Linked DNA regions of Homo sapiens: region 2 is linked to region 1. Evidence: read pairs that join two places in POLR2A ChIA-PET (ENCODE). Cell type or tissue: HCT116. All regions are shown on one strand. Region 1 has its middle 320 kb from the start of LINC02518. Region 2 has its middle 2.6 kb from the start of MARCKS.

Evidence for each region. ChIA-PET counts read pairs that join two places held together with the same protein. Peaks named below come from ENCODE experiments on the same cell type or tissue, not always from the same donor. Only the 100,000 strongest peaks of a DNase experiment are listed, where the experiment ranks them.
Region 2: POLR2A ChIA-PET joins it to region 1 with 5 read pairs; 10 of 35 experiments call an interaction of 5 or more read pairs at or near these places.

Annotation. Positions count from the first base shown.
Region 1 is chr6:113,116,000-113,118,499 of GRCh38, reverse strand. No RefSeq gene overlaps it. Among named protein-coding and RNA genes, the nearest start is that of LINC02518, 320 kb to the left of the region's middle. In HCT116, no CTCF peak of the experiment used is centred here; no DNase peak of the experiment used is centred here.
Region 2 is chr6:113,853,492-113,855,991 of GRCh38, reverse strand. No RefSeq gene overlaps it. Among named protein-coding and RNA genes, the nearest start is that of MARCKS, 2.6 kb to the left of the region's middle. RefSeq lists a silencer at 683-892. In HCT116, a CTCF peak has its summit at 1,119; a DNase peak (open chromatin) is centred at 1,036; H3K4me3 peaks cover 1,513 bases.

The sequences.
Region 1 (2,500 bases):
ACTGATCAATGATGTTGAGCTTTTCTTTATTTGCTTGTTGGCCATGTGTGTGTCTTCTTTTCAAAAGTATCTGTCATGTTCTTTGCCCACTTTTTATTGGGGTTCCTTATAAATTTGTTTAAGTCCTTTACAGACTCTGGATATTATTTTTTTGTTGGCAGGATAGTTTGAAAATATTTTCTCCCATTCTGTGGCTTGTCTGTTTACTCTGCTGATAGTTTCTTTTGCTGTGCAGAAGCTCTTGAATTTAAGTAGGTCTCATTTGTCAGTTTTTGTTTTTGTTGCAATTACTTTTGGCATCATCGTCATGAAATCTTTGTCAGGGCCAATGTCGAGAATGATATTTCCTAAATTATCTTCCTGTGTTTTTATAGTTTTAGGTTTTCCATTCAAGTCTTTCATCCATCTAGATATGACATTTGTATATGGTATAAGGAAGGGGTCCAGCTCTAATCTTCTGTATGTGGCCAATACATATAGTACCCCGGGACTATTTATTGAATAGGGAGTCCTTCTCCCATTGCTTGTTCTTGTTTACTTTGTCAAATATCAGATGGTTGTAAGTGTATGGCTTAATTTATGGGCTCTCTATTCTTTTCTATTGATATATCTGTCTATTTTGTACCACTACCATACTGTTTTGTTTGTTGCAGCCTTGTAGTATAGTCTGACATCATATAACATGATGCCCTCCAGCTTTGTTATTTTGCTTAGAATTGCCTTGCCTATTTGAGCTCTTTTTTGGTTCCATATGAATTTTAAAATAGGTTTTCCTAATTCTGTGAAGAATGTCATTGGTAGTTTGGTAGGAATAGCATTGAATCTGTAAATTGCTTTGGGCAGTATGGCCATTAAAATGATATTGACTCTTCCTATCCATGAGCATGGAATGTTTTTCCATTGTATGTGTCATCTCTTGATTTCTTTTAAAAGTGTTTTGTAACTCTCTTTGTAGAGATCTTTCATCTCTCTGGTTAGCTGCATTCCTAAGTATTTTATTCTTTTTGTGGCTATTGTGAATGGAATTGCTTTCTTGATTTGGCTCTCAGTTTGGATGTTCTTGGTATATAGAAATGCTACTGATTTTTATGCATTGATTTTGTATCCTCAAACTGCTGAGGATATTCATCTGCTTAAGGAGCTTTTGGGTAGAGGCTATGGGATTTTCTAGGTATAGAATTGTATCATCTGTGAAGAAATAAAATTTGACTTCCTCTCTTCCCATCTGGATGCCTTTTCTTTCTTTCTCTTGCCTGATTGCTCTGTCTATAACTTCCAGTATTATGTCGGAAGTGGTGTCATTGTGGTGTAGGAGTGGTGAGAGTGGGCATTCTCATCTTGTTCTGGTTCTCAAAGGGAATGTTTCCAACTTTTGCCCACTCATTTTGATGTTAGCTGTGGGTTTGTCATAATAGCTTTTATTATTTTGAGGTATGCTCCTTTAATGCCTAGTTTGTTGAGGGTTTTTCACATGAAGGAATGTTGAATTTTATTAAAAGTCTTTTCTGCATTTATTGAGATATAATGTGGTTTTTGTTTTTAGTTCTGTTTACATAGTGAATCACATTTATTGACTTGTGTATGTTGAACCAACCTTGCATCCCAGTAATAAAGCCTCCTTGATCATGGTGGATTAGCTTTTTGATGTGCTGCTGGATATGATTTGCTCATATTTTGTGGAGGATTTTTGCATCTATGTTCATCAATAATATTGGCCTAGAGTTTTCTTTTTTGTTGTTGTTGTGCCTCTGTCAAGCTTTGGTTTCAGGACAATACTGGCCTCACAGAATGAGTTAGGAAGAACTTTTTCCCCCTCATTTTTTTTTTTTGGAATAATTTCAGTAGGAATGGTACCAGCTCTTTACGCATCTGGTAGAATTTGGCTGTGAATCCATCTGATCCTGGGCGTTTTCTGGTTGGTAGGCTTTTTATTAGTGATTCAATTTGAGGAATCATTATTGTTCTGTTCAGGGATTCAATTTCTTCCTGGTTCAACCTTGGGAAATTATATGTTTCCAGGAATCTATCCATTTCTTCTAGATTCTCTAGATTGTGTGCACGGGTGTGCATGGAGGTGTTCATAGTCTCAGAGTTTTTTTTTTATTATTTTTCTGTGGTCAGTGGTAATGTCTCCTTTGTAATTCTGAGTGTGTTTATTTGGATCCTCTCTTCTTTTTTGTTTTTAGTCTAGTTAACTGTCTATCAATTTTATTTATTTTTTCAAATAACCAACTCTTTGATCCATTGATCTTTTGTATGTTTTTTTTGCATCTCAATTTCCTTTAGTTCAGTCACGATTTTGGTTATTTTTTGTCTTCTGCTGGCTTTGTGGTTTGTTTGCTCTTTTTTCTCTAGTGCCTCAAGGTATGATGTTAGTTTGTCAATTTGACATCGTTGTAACATTTTGATGTGGGCATTTGGTGCTATATAAACTTCTCTCTTAACATTGTTTTAGCTATGTCCCAGAGATTCAGTTATAGTATATCTTTGTACTCATTAG
Region 2 (2,500 bases), 740 kb before region 1:
TTTCGCTTATGAAGGTGAGAAGCAGTCGAGGGAATGGTTCATTTCTCCTGGTGCTGGCTCTGAATTCTCAAACAGTTTTATTTTCTGCTCATTGTAGGGAAATAGGTCACACTCTGAGTGAAAAAGACGGTTGGTTCAAGCCAGTAACTCTTTGTTCAAGCGTTGCTTTAAAAATCACCAAGCTGAACATTGTTACGTGAAGCTTCGTCTTCTCACTGTCCAGTTCCTTCAGATGCATTATTCGACCATGGTCATATTCCCCAGAGCTGATGTAAAGACGTTTCCGTAGAAATGCATCTTGCCAGCAAACGTGTTATTACCCTTAAGAGAGCCCGCTGGCCTGGCCCACGACCCCAGCCGCCAGGATGGACGCAAATCCCTTGTATTAGCAGTTCCAACTTGAAAAGCCAACTGGGCTGATCCGACACCACCATCCAGGCGATTCCCAAAAGCCCATTTAAGGCTCTTGATTTCCCCCCACCCCCAACGTGAATCATGCCCCTTCCTCCGCATCCCCCTCCTATTTTAAATTGGGGTGACTGCTAGCTCGCTTTCAGATTTTCTCCCAGACGCGTCCTTAGCCCTCCATTTGGGGGCTGCTTTTATTGCTCCTTTGTTACCAGGCTGCCGTGTAGCTTTCCCCCCTTTTCTTTCTGGTACGCCTATTTGCCTGGTATCGGCTGGTCTCCCTGGCAACGGCCGGGGAAGATTCGGAGCACTGGGCCGGGGAGGGGGAAGAGGCGGAGCCGGCGCTGGGGGGTGACGGTGGGGGAGACGGGGGCTGGGAGTGGTGGAGGGGAGAGGGGCCGAGTGAGAGACTGGGAGACAGACTGCGAAGCAGATGGCCGCGCGAGGGGGCGGGGTGCGGGCGGGGTGCGGGCGGGGCGCGGCGGGGGGACAGTCCCAGCGTCAGGGGCGCAAGGGAGCCAATCAATTCCCGCAGCAGCTCCGGGGCAAAAAAAAAAAAAAAAAAAAAAAAAAGTGTAAACACATAGATTCCCTCCCCACGAGCGGTCTCGGTCTCTAGTTTACAGTAGAAAGATGATTTCTTTTTGATACGCAAGCGCATTCTACGGTAGCTGGAAAGCCGACAGTCCCCAGCAAGTGGCAGGCGGAGGCTCCTTGGGGGCGCTGCCGGCGGCCGCTGAGGGCTGGGCCACCCTTTCCCCAACCTCCCCCAGCGACTAGCGTCGTCCAAGCAAGGGATTTCTTCAGCTTATAGGGAAGGGGGTCCCGGCGGAGGATGGGTGAGGAAGAACGGGCTGGGAAATGGGAAACGGTTGTGGTTCTTCTTGAAAACCTGCATAATGACAGGGAAGGAAGGCCAAGAACGTGGAACTAGTAGGGAAGCAGTACAGTGCAAGTGTGGCTCGCTCCTCAGGAGTTTGGTGTTCTCACACGCAGAGTTAAAGGTTTCAAATAAAGCGCCAAAAGTGTTTATATAAATATGACTAAAGAACCCAAGAGTTCATAGTGAAAATGTAAAACCGGTGTCTGTAACCAAATCAGCAGGAAGAAACGGTCATTTATTTTTTATTTGTACTCCACTTTCACCCTGCCCTAACATATTTGCAAGATAATAATAATCGGTGTATAGGTTTCTTTTTAGAAAAAAAGCAATTTATTTAAGAGACCTGTTATTTTTCTGCAAAATGTTAGCGTTGGAAAGAATTTTAGAGACCATTCCACAAAATCTTGAGGGCCCAGTGTGCCAAACACAATAATCTAGATCTTGTTTTCATATCATTGAACAATATAAACTCAGTCTCTGACCTTCAGGGGCTTCCAATTTAGAAGATCATCTAGTGAAGTTGAACTGGAGCACCTGGCTTCCCCCTCTCAACGATGAAGAAATAGGCACCAGAGCGTTGCCAGATTTCTCAGATGGTAGAGCCACGAATAGAGCTCAGCCCCCTTGATGATTCTGAGTCCTGGCTTTTTCCACCACTGCCAGTGCTGCCATCTTCCCTTGATGGCACAGATTCACTCAGTAGGTCAGTCATTCATTCTTAAAGTATTTATTAAGGTCCTCCTAAGTGCGAGGAAAAAGGCTTTAGACATCAGCTTACACCAGGGACAAATATAGACATGGTCTTTCCTCTCATGCAGCTTACATTTGTATTATTATTTCTTAAAACTTCTTAATATGTGAAGAAAGAAAGAAAAACAAGATTAACTGTGTGCTTAAAAAACAATACAAAAGATGACAGCCACTTTGTAGATTCCAAATTAAATACGCCTTTTTCACCTGGAAGCATTCATGCATTCACAACATATGCAATCCCACTGTGCAGGCAGTGTTCTGCTCCATCCTTCATCTTAGATTTTATGCTACTTGAAATTTAATTCCACAGAAATTGATTAGCTTGCAATGTGGTGGGGAGGAAAACAGACATAGCCCCTCAGTTCACTCGGCAAGCATTTATTGAACTCCTATCATGTAGTAGGCATTTGGGATATGTCAGTGAACAAAACAGACAAGAAGTCTTTATAAAGCATA